Linked DNA regions of Homo sapiens: region 1 is linked to region 2. The links are chromatin contacts, found by Hi-C or POLR2A ChIA-PET in ENCODE. All regions are on one chromosome and are shown on one strand. Each heading gives the region's core, a stretch centred on a gene start or an enhancer-like site at or near the end of the contact. The rest is flanking DNA. Distances are from core to core; before and after follow the strand shown.

Region 1 (5,504 bases), core at 2,337-4,836, 380 kb before region 2:
GCTTGTGGGGCATCACAGAACCTACTGACATGTGATGTCTCCCCCAGACGCCTGGCTTTAAAATTTCTCTCTTTTGTACTCTGTCCCTTTATTTCTCAAGCTGGCCGACACTTAGGGAAAATAGAAAAGAACCTACGTGAATATCGGGGCAGGTTCCCCAATACTATTCACAATAGCAATTCTTGGAACCAAGCCAAATGTCCAACAATGTTAGACTGGATTAAGAAAATGTGGCATATATACACCATGGAATACTGTGCAGCCATAAAAAGATGATGAGTTCATGTGCTTTGTAGGGACACGGATGAAACTGGAAACCATCATTCTCAGCAAACTATCACAAGGACAAAAAACCAAACACCACGTGTTCTCACTCATAGGTGGGAATTGAACAATGAGAACACATGGACACAGGAAGGGGAACATCATACACCGGGGCCTGTTGTGGGGTGGGAGGAAGGGGGAGGGATAGCATTAGGAGATATACCTAATGTTAAATGATGAGTTAATGGGTGCAGCACACCAACATGGCACATGTATACATATGTAACTAACCTGCACGTTGTGCACATGTACCCTAAAACTTAAAGTATAATAAAAAAAAGATTTATCATGTATTCTTAACATTTTGTGTGCATATACATACATTGTTTTGTCTTAAATATACTCTTGTAATGTTAGGAAATTTGGAAGATTTTCCGTGTCACTATACACAGTTTTGTTTTGTTTTTTTTTTTTTAGAAACATAGCCTTGCTCTGTTGCCCAGGCTGCAGTGCAGTAGTGTGATCATGATTTACTGTAACCTCGAACTCCTGGGCTCAAGCAATCTTCCCACCTCAGCCTCCCAGGTAGCTAGGACTACAGATGCACATCACCACACCCAGCTAATTAAAAAAAAAAATTTTTTTTTTTTTTTTTTTTTTTTTTAAGAAATGGGGTCTTGCTACATTGCCTAGGCTGGTCTCAAACTTCTGGACTCAAGTGATCCTCCTGCCTTGGCTTCCCAAACTGCTGGGATTACAGGCGTGAGCCACTGTGCCCAGCCTACTTCATTCTTTTGTTTTTGTTGTTGTTGTGTGTTTTTTACCTAGAACCACCTGAATAGTCATTCTTCATTCTTTATAGCTGCACAGTTCCTATTGAATGAATAGGACACCATAATTTATTTAATAATTCCTCTGATAAAGGACATTTCAGTTATTTCTACTTTTTGTTATTACAAAGCAATGCTGCAATGACCATTATGTTAGTCCATTTTTGCGTTGCTTTAAAGGAATGCCTGAGGCTGGTTAATTTATAAAGAAAAAAGTTTATATTTTGGCTCATGGTTCTGCAGGAAGTACATCAAGTGTAGTGCCAGCATCTGCTTCTGGTGAGGCCTCAGGAAGCTTCCAATCGTGGCAGAAGGTGAAATGGAGCCAATGTATCACATGGTGAGAGAGAGACCAAGAGAGAGAAGGATGAGTGCTCTTTCAACTACCAGCTCTTGTATGAACTTATGCAGAGAGAACATACTCATTATCCTGGGGATGGCACCAAGCCATTCATGAGGGATCCACCCCCATGACCCAAACATCTCCCACCAGGCCCCACCTCCAATGCTGGGGATTACATTTCAACATGTGATTTGGGGGGGCCAAACATCCAAACCATAGCAAGCATGCTTCCCAAAAAACAAAATATATATATATATATATATATATATATATATATATATATATATATTCTGTTTTTTTAGGGTTTTTTGTTTTCTTTTGTTTTTATTTTCTTTTTAGAGACAATATCTCACTTTGTCACCCAGGCTGGAGTGTAGCTCACTATAACCTCCAACTCCTAGGTTCAAGCAATCCTCCTGCCTCAGCCTCCCAAGTAGCTGGGACTAAAAGTGCATGCCACTGTACCTGGCTCTGTAAGATTATTTTTTAGTGACTGTTTACTCCACTAGAATGTAAACTTCTTGAGGGCAGGGGCTTTATTTGTTGCCATATCCCCAGTACTTTATTCCTAGTGCCCAGTATATAGTTAAGTGTTTAATAAATACTTGAATGCTTACTACTTTACACCCACCAGATGGACAAGCATGAAGTCTGAGAATACCAAGTGCTGACAAGCACGTAAAGCAAGAGGATTCTTGTATCCCGCTGAGAGCGAAAATTAGTGCATGTGCTTTAAAGAGCAGTGAGATAACTCAAATATGGATATTCTAGCACCAACCATTTTCATTCCTGACACATATTCAATACACTTTCGCACAGGTGCTTTAGGAGAAAGGTACAAGAATTTTATTGTAGCATTCTTTGTATTATATTGCACAAAAGCACTATACAACATTGTACAAAAGCATTGTAGAATTTGGTGTATTTCTCTCTCTCTCCCTCTCTCCACACACGTATCACAGACATTTTTTTTTATTCTGAATCATTTGGGAATAAGTTCACGACATCATGACCAAATAAGAAAGCTGCAGGATTGACATTTACAAAATATTCAAAATATGCAAAACGGTACTATAATATTTATAAATACATACATATATAACAAGCAGAAAGATAGGAATAGGAATAATAAACACTAAATTCAGGCAAGTGGCCGTCTTGGGGACGCAAAAGGAAATGTGTTCAGGAATGAATACCTGGAAGCCTCGCTATCTGGAATATTTTTCTTAAGCTGTGTTGAGGGTACATATTTGTTATTGGCTGTACCTTTTTTGCAAGACATATATTTCAAAATTTTTAAAAGCATTCATTTATTCCTATTTTAATGAGAGTTTTTAAAAATCAGGAATGGGCTGGGTGCAGTGGCTCATGCGTGTAATCCCGACCCTTTGGGAGGCCGAGGTGGGTGGATCACCTGAGGTCAGGAGTTCGAGACCAGCCTGGCCAACAAGGTGAAAACCCATCTCTACTAAAAACACAAAAATTAGCAGGGCGTGGGGGCGCTCCCCTGTAATCCCAGCTACTCGGGAGGCTGAGGCAGAATCGCTTGAACCCAGGAGGCGAAGGTTGCAGTAAATCGAGATCGCGCCACTGCGCTGCAGCCTGGGCGACAGAGTGAGACTCCATCTCAAAAACAGAAAAGAGAAAAGAAAGGGAAAAAAGGGAAGAAAGAAAGGAAGAAAGCAAGCAAGCTCAAGGGTTCTCGGGGTGGGCCATCCCCGAGGCCATCCGCAGATTTTCTCGCACTCTTTGCTCCACCCCCACGTGCAACAAGGACAACCGGCTGCCGCCTCCAGCTTCCAGCAGGGCTAGAAGATGCGCTGCCCGGGGCGGCCAGAGCCCTGCAGAACAAACCGCCGCACGGAATTAGGGGCCGCCGTCCGCGCCTGCCAGGCTTGGAAGCGGACTCGCCCCCAGGGCCACCGCCCTAGGAAACCTCCCGTCGGAAGCCTCCCAAGCAAGCCGCTCACCCGCGGCTCCCGCGCGAGGCGGCGTGGGCGTGGGCGCGGCCCTGGCGCGGCGGCGCGCGCGGGGTGAAGGGAGCCCGGCGCGCTGGCTGCGGCGACGGCGGCCGTTGCTGCGCCGGGTACTGGGGTCGCTGCCTGAGGCGCAGGCGCCGTGGACTCCACCCGCCCCGGGGCCTGGGCTCGCTGTGGACTCGTCATGGCGACCGAGCAGAGGCCTTTCCACCTGGTGGTGTTCGGCGCGTCTGGCTTCACCGGCCAGTTCGTGACCGAGGAGGTGGCCCGGGAGCAGGTGGACCCGGAGCGGAGCTCCCGCCTGCCCTGGGCCGTGGCGGGCCGCTCCCGGGAGAAGCTGCAGCGGGTGCTGGAGAAGGCGGCCCTGAAGCTGGGTACAGCGGCGGGGCGGGACGGGGCTGCGCGGGCGGCTGGGCCGGGGACCCCGCATCGCCCCAAACGAGCGTTTCTCCCGCAGGGATGCGCCCTACGTGTCCCCGAGCCCTGCGTGAGGACAAGAAGAGGAGAGGGAGAGATGTTTCAAATACTGCCATAGCTTTGTCCCACCTCCTTAACTATATGTGTGTGTGCGCGTGCGTGTATAATATACACACACATTTTTTTTTCTTTCCTTCTCCTCTTTCCCGCTTTTTGCATTTCTGCCTCAGTTTGGGGAGCTCCCCTGGCGAAATGGTCAAGAACTTGAGTTGTCCCTCTCTCTGCTTCATCCTGCCCCGCAGCGGGGGCACCTGTTGAATCTGCGGGTTTCTAGATGTTTGGTCGGAGAGGAGAGGAGGGCTTTGGTCTCTTGGAGATCGGAGTCTCCCTTTGCCTCGTGTTTTGAGGACGGGAGAGCAAGCTTACGAGTTGTACTGACAGTGTCTTTGTGGCTATTCTGTTTTAGTTTCTTGTTTTGTGTGTAAGAATACTCCAGCAGTCTTCCTCTTCAGAGAATAAAAAGTGTGTATTTCTGGTTTAGACGCTTACGTATTCTCTAAGCATTCAGGTAGCATGTATTTATTGATAATCTAAGCATTCAGGTAGCATATATTTATTGATAATCTAAGCATTCAGGTAGCATATATTTATTGATTCTCTAAGCATTGAAGGAGCATATATTTATTGAGTGACGTTGTCCATGCTAAGACCTGTCCCGAGTCTGGGGTGCAGGATGGGACAGAGAGGAGACAGACACACGGATCCTGCTGCCTTCATGGCTGGGGAGACATCTGACTTACGACTCCGTAGCCTTTAAATTTGGCTATTAACTCCCGTAGATTTCCCTTATACAGACACCCATTAGAGTTCTGGAAATACTACATTCTTTCTGTTTAATCTACTTTCATACAATGCCCTGCTCGGAGTGCTTTTGTTCGTGGTTATGTACAGAAGACACCACGTAGGCTGGACTCTCCTACAGCTTTTGGTGCTGACACTACCAACACGTAATTCTGACCAAAGAGCTTTTTGGTCGTTATTTTTCCAACAGAAGTAATTTTACTATGAAAATATATGCTTCCATTTCTTTTTTCGGCTCAGCAAGATCGTACCGGTACAGCCTAGTCACTTATCATATATAATGCCCAAATCAAGTTTCATTGTGGGGGGATATACCTTCACCTATTGAAACCTGCATCACTTAGTTGAGCCAGTTAATTCCAATTATTTTCTTATGAGCCTGTGTGTGTTTATATAGCGTGTGCTTTTCACCTCAGAGTTCTAATTTTTTGTTTTTTGTTTGTTTGTTTGCCATTCTCCTGCCTCAGCCTCCTGAGTAGCTGGGACTAGAGGCGCCCGCCACCACGCCCTGCTAATTTTTTTAGTAGAGACGGGGTTTCACCGTGTTAGTGAGGATGGTCTCGATCTGCTGACCTCGTGATCCACCCTTCTCGGCTTTCCAAAGTGCTGGGATTACAGGCGTGAGCCACTGCACCCAGCCCTGATGGTTTTGATGTTAACAGTCAGTCCGAAACTCTCCATCACCTACAATTGGATCATAGTAATTGTTTAGTGGTTGATGAGAAACTTTATTTTTTTAAAGACAAGTTCTCATTCTGCCACCCAGGCTGGAGTACAGTGGCGTGATCACAGCTCACTGCAGCCTTGACC
Region 2 (5,833 bases), core at 1,460-3,959:
GACCCATAAAATTATCATGAATTATTACAAACTGTAGACACATTACTAGATTTAATGTTCACTGTACACAGTGCCCATGCCTGATTTATTCACCAAATCATTCCCTTGCCACATTCCAAATCATAAATAGCACTGATGATAGGGAAAGACTTCTGTAATTAACTGAAATGTGTTGTCATTCTTACCTACAGAAGCCAGGTTCCTGCAGGTTTCCTGCATCACTTCTCTGTAGAGATTCTTCTGAGAAGAATCTAGCAAAGCCCATTCCTCCTGGGTAAAGTTCACAGCCACATCCTCAAAAGCCACCGAGTCCTAGAACATTCCACACATGTGGATAGAAGGATGGGTGAGACTGACAGCACTGGGAATCTATACTCAATTCATAAGCTGTTTACATGATTTGATAATTTCCAAGCATTTATTCTATGACTTGATTGTCACAACTCTTACTCTGTTCACACATACTCCCTCCCACACAGCAGTACTAATGCTAGAATTGAACTATTCAAAAAGGCAACAGCAAAGTGGAAATACCCATCTCATTAGAGAATCCAGGGAGTAAGATGTGCTGCTAGGTTACCTCTTAATTTCACTTCGTACATTTCTAGTATCTGCCATAATAAAGTCCTACCTGATGTGCATAAGTGAGTTAATAATATCAGTCCTAAGACTACTTATTCTTAAAAATGCCTGCTCACAAAGTTCAATCTTTGTTTGTATTAGTAACTTACATTTTGAAAGGGATTCCACCAACCTAAGTAATAAGAATGACTCACTGCATCTAAATGGTTTATGCAATATAGTTGCCAAAACTTTTTCTGCTAAAGGTCTATTATTTTGTGTCACTGCAGTGGTGCTTAGGGAACCAGACACCAAAACACAGTCTGAACACTAAGTGTTTAATGAGTTTCCCTGGTAGACAATATTTTATATGTGCTGTCACTTGTTAATTGGGGAGTTGAGCCCATTCCATGTGATTACACCAAGAGAGAATAGGCTTATTAAATTTAATTGAGTAGTAAATAAAACCAATAATTGATATTTAACAATTTACTAATACAATTTTTAAATTTCTATTGCACAATGTCAAGGCAGAATGGAATAAGAGGAAATATGGCACATGTTTTTTAAAATGACATTAATGTCACCACTTCCAGATGCTATTCCTGTGAAATCACATAAATTCCCAAATCAGGCTTTTTTAGGCAAGAAAAACTAGTTTTTCATACCTAGTAAAAATGACAAATGTCTAATGATTTTCAGTCATCTAAAAAAAGAGTTATGTCTTGCCTAACATACTTTTAAGATTTTCAACCAAAAATATTCAGGACAGCACAGTATTAGCAGAGAGATGAGCAAGCAGACCAAGGGCTGAGGACACAACACCCTGTAAAGTTTTCACAGGGGGACATCAACCTAAAGACATTTTGGTAATATGCACACTTAGGAAAGATGAAGAGAGGCACAAAGATTTTTTTACAGTAGAGTGTCAGATGGTTTATTCTCCGCTTTCCTCTCATGTAAAATGTTTGTAAACAGAAAAATATTTTGGCCGAGCGCGGTGGCTCACGCCTGTAATCTCAGCGCTTTAGGAGGCCGAGACGGGCGGATCACTTAAGGTCAGGAGTTCGAGACCAACCTAGCCAACATGGCGAAACCCTGTCTCTACCAAAAATACAAAAATTAGCTGGGCGTGGTGGCGGGCGCCTGTAATCCCAACTACTCGGGAGGCTGAGGCAGGAGAATCGCTTGAACCCGGGAGTCAGAGGTTGCAATGAGTGAGACTGCATCATTGCACTCCAGCCTGGCGACAGGGCGAGATTCCGTCTCCAAAAAAAAAAAAAAAAAAAAAAAAAAAGAATATGGTTTGCTTCCTCATTAACCTTATCAAAGCCTCTCATTTACGCCCCTTCTGTGGACCCCAAACCACAAACCATGACTGCGGTACCTGGTTTATGAATCGCCGTTTGCTCAAACACACGGTTTAACGTTTTAACAAAGCCTCGGCTTAATTTTAGGGGAAGAAAGGTGGGACTGGAAGCCCCATGAACCACAGCTCCTCCCATGCTGGAACCCCGCACACCGAGACACCGAGTCGGGGCTCTCCCGCATCACCCTCCCGTGGTCACCACACTACCTGGATAGGGGAGGCGAGGGGTTCCCGACAGGGCTCCGGCCGGCGGAAGTGGCGCCCGCAGGTACAGACAGGATGCAGGGGTTCCGCTGCCCGCCCCGCCCGGCCCGGCCCTGAACAGAAGAGGACTGAGCCCCGGCTACGCCACGGCGACTCGGTCCGCAGGTTCCGGAGCCGATGGCGTGGAGGCCCGAGTCGCGCCACAGCAGGTTTCAACCAGCCCTCTTCTCCACTTCGGGAAGCCAGGCGCAGTCCACTCACCATTCCTCGGCTTCCCGGGTGTCCTGGCGTCAGCTAGGGATGTCCCAATACTCGCAGGTCACAGGGTGGCAGAGGCTGCTGCAGAGCCACCTGGGCCTCCCAGAGCCAAGAACTAGCAGCGGAGACTAACAGGAAGAGCCGGCTCCGGCGAAGGAGAGACAAAGCAACCGCCAGGCAGATCCCGGAAGCCGCCCTCTCCTTTCCGGCGGCGCGCCTGATTGAACGGTCCCCACCCCAGCGCCCCTGATTGGATGGGGCTTCAGGCCCCGCCCCTCAGGCCCTGAGTGACAGGAGATTGCGATCTCACGTGAGGCTGGATGAGGTCAGAATGACCGCTTTTGGCCTAGCGGTTTGTAGGCGGTGCGTCCTTCCTGCGCTGGGATCCGACCATGCAAGAAGGACATTCACATTTAACCTGTATACAAGTTATAGCTATTTGTGCCTTTTATATATATATATATATATAAAATTGGAAGCAATATAATGACAGTTCTGTAACTGCCCAGGGAGTTCACCTTGCCCGCTACCTAGACAGAGCCGATTTCTCAAGACAGGGGAATAGCAATAGAGAAAGAGTAATTCACGCAGTGTCCTCTGTGCGGGAGACCGGAGTTTTTTTATTTTATTTTATTTTTTTGAAACAGAATCTTGCTCTGTCTCCCAGGCTGGAGTGCAGGCTTGGAGTTTTATGATTATTCAAATCAGTCTCCCTGAGCATTTGGGGTAAGAGTATTTAGAACGTTTATTTTGCCAAGGTTGGGGATGCATATGCATGACACAGCCTCAGGATGTCCTTGATGACATGTGCCCAAGGTGGTCAGAGCACAGCTTGGTTTTGTTGGAGAGAAATGCTCGGTGCCGCAAAGTGAAACCAGCACTCAAGCGAAAGTTTTCTCAGCAACGCAATTTACTTCTGCAGAAGCGTGCTGCTCGCATCAATCACGATCGCAAGAGCACACTGAACAGAGGAAAGCAGGGGTTTTTATTCCTAACGCAGTCCCTACCTCTGGCATGGGCTGGGGTCAGACCGCACGATCTAAACTGACCCGGTTGGCTATTTGTGAATATTTTCCCAAATAAGGAAGGGGGAAGGGGGATGTGAGTTACAATGGTGGGACTTGCGGTTTCCAAGGGAGAAATGGGTGCAGAGCAGGTAACCAAGGGAACAGATGTGAGTTATTGATTAGAACTGACGGAAGGTTGTTTACAGTAACTAAGGGCAAGGAGGCATGGAGAACAAGAAAGTTGAGTTCGAAAACAAAAAAACAAGAAAGTTAACATGCCAAACCTTGGAAGAGAAACTGACTGTATCTGACAGCTTTATACATTTTAGGGAAACAGGAGACATCAATCAACATATGTAAGATGAACACTGGTTTGATCCGGGACAACCTGAAGCAAAAGCGGGTCAACTCGAAGCCAGGAGGGGGCTTCCAGGTCACAGGTAGGTGAGAGACAAACGGTTGCATTCTTTTGAGTTTCTGATTAGCCTTTCCAAAGGAGGCAATAAGATATGCATTCATCTCAGTGAGCAGGGGATGACTCTGAATAGAATGGGAGGCAGGTTTGCCCTAAGCAGTTCCCAGATTGACTTTCCCCTTTAGCTTAGTGATCTGGGGGGCTCAAAACATTTTCCTTTCCAATTTCCCCCTTTTCTTTTAAAAATATTTTGGAGAAAGCATTTTAGAAGAAAATCAGTCTCTGGTCCCAGGTTTTGTCCAATCTCTCATGGAGTAGCTGGGATTACAGGCACTGGACACCACGCCTGCCTAATTTTTTTTTTTTTTTTTTCGTAGAAATGGGGTCTCCCTCAGTTGCCCAGGCTGGTCTCTGGTGCCCAACGCCGGGCTCCCGGTAATCTCTACAAATAATCCAGTGAAGGAATGCCAGAGAGTGGAAAGTGGAGGATGACTGACAAAGGACGCCCGAGTACGTTTTCACTTCAAGCTCTACAGGTAAGTAGGGCGCTCGGAAAATTCCAGGGTAACCTCCGGAAACTATGGGTCAGGCTGAGAGTAAGTTTGCTAATTACTGAAGCCTTGTCCGGCAGTTACTGCGCCGCGGAGGGGTAATTGTGAGTACCCAAAATCTCCCATCTTTGTTCTATCTGGTAAAAAAGTATTCTCTTTGGTTCCCGGAATATGGAACCATGAATGTAAAAGACTGGGACAAGGTCGGATCAGACTTAAAACGAGCACAACAAGAGGGCCACGATATTCCCTTCTTGCTTGGTCTGCGTGGCCTGCAATTAAAACAGCACTGGAGCCCTTCCACACTGAGGAGGAGCTTCAGGATGACATAGAAAACTTTAATAATCAGGAGTCTAATGATCAGCAAAATCAACCATCACAGTCTAGTTTTAAAAAGGCCGAGAAACGGGAAGGTATATATGCTAATCTCCAAAAACTTATAAAAGAAACAGTGCCACCTACTTCGCCTTTAGGGGAAGGTCTGGAATGGCCACCCCCGGCTCAGCCTTACAAATTTTTGGAACTGGAGCCTGAGACGCGGCTTGCCGCTCCCATTGTTGCAGGCCCCACCAATAACTATGGCGAAGGGAAGCTTCAGGCTCGCCTAACAGCCAATTACGATCAGGGAATGATCCTCTACCACCTGTTAATTGTGGTAGAGGAATGCTGCGAGCCGGTCCAAATACAAATTATGGCACGGGGACAATCCCGTCATCCATTCGCCAGGCATGAGAAATGGGGGATTTGGATGCTTTGCAGTTTCTGGTAATTAATTCGCCAGTTGAGGAGCCCAGAGAACATGCTCAAGCATGCTGGCAGCCACTTCCTTTTAAAATATTAAAATACTTAAAGCAAGCAATTGGACAATATGGGCCAAATTCTCCTTATGTTCATTCCTTGTTACAATCTGTGGCTTATAACAGGCGTTTAATACCTATGGATTGGGAGGCACTAGCCCAATCCACTCCGTCCCCCTCTGAATTTCTCCAATTTAAAACCTGGTGGACAGATGAAGCAACAAATCGGGCATGCAGAAATGCTCAAGTCCAACGTCCCGTTAATATCACATCTGATCAATTGCTTGGAATCACATGGGGTACTCTAAATCAACAGAATGGTAATGGGTGATGAGGTTGTTGATCAGGTCAGAACTATATGCCTAAGAGCCTGGGAAAAAATTCACAACCCTGGTACAACTTATCCGTGTTTTAACTCAGTTCGACAGGGTCCAAGGGAGCCTTATCCAGATTTTATTGCCCGTTTGTAAGATGCGGCTCAAAAGGCTATTTCAGATTTTCATGCCAGGAAAGTGATCGTTCAGCTGCTTGCTGATGAAAATGCTAATACAGAATGTCAGGCAGCAATTAGACCTATTAAAGGAAAGGCAGATCTAAATGAGGAAAAAGCTTTAAGTGAATACATTAAAGCCTGTGATGGCATTGGGGAGCACTTATATAAGGCCAGCTTC

The links. A loop is a pair of places that touch in the nucleus more often than their neighbours do. ChIA-PET counts read pairs that join two places held with the same protein, here RNA polymerase II (POLR2A). Pooled maps may share reads with other maps.
Region 1: a pooled map shows a loop between it and region 2 (14-fold over the local background). The contact joins the promoter of SCCPDH here to the promoter of FLJ39095 in region 2. A Hi-C loop is called at or near these places in 2 of 37 single-sample maps with no recorded cell type and 7 of 50 pooled maps. POLR2A ChIA-PET finds 5 or more read pairs at or near these places in 2 of 52 experiments (HepG2 and activated naive CD4-positive, alpha-beta T cell).

What each region holds. Positions count from the first base shown.
Region 1 is chr1:246,720,823-246,726,326 of GRCh38, forward strand. It overlaps SCCPDH (saccharopine dehydrogenase (putative)), which reads left to right and starts at 3,587. Exons shown (of 12, transcript NM_016002.3): 1 at 3,587-3,790. The coding sequence starts at 3,601. RefSeq lists an enhancer at 3,021-3,180 and silencers at 3,391-3,520, 3,561-3,630, 3,731-3,940.
Region 2 is chr1:247,101,802-247,107,634 of GRCh38, forward strand. It overlaps FLJ39095 (a long non-coding RNA gene), which reads left to right and starts at 2,710. Exons shown (of 3, transcript NR_147502.1): 1 at 2,710-3,839; 2 at 4,192-4,350. It overlaps ZNF669 (zinc finger protein 669), which reads right to left and starts at 2,555. Exons shown (of 4, transcript NM_001142572.2): 1 at 2,396-2,555; 2 at 186-312. The coding sequence starts at 2,398. RefSeq lists an enhancer at 2,506-2,800.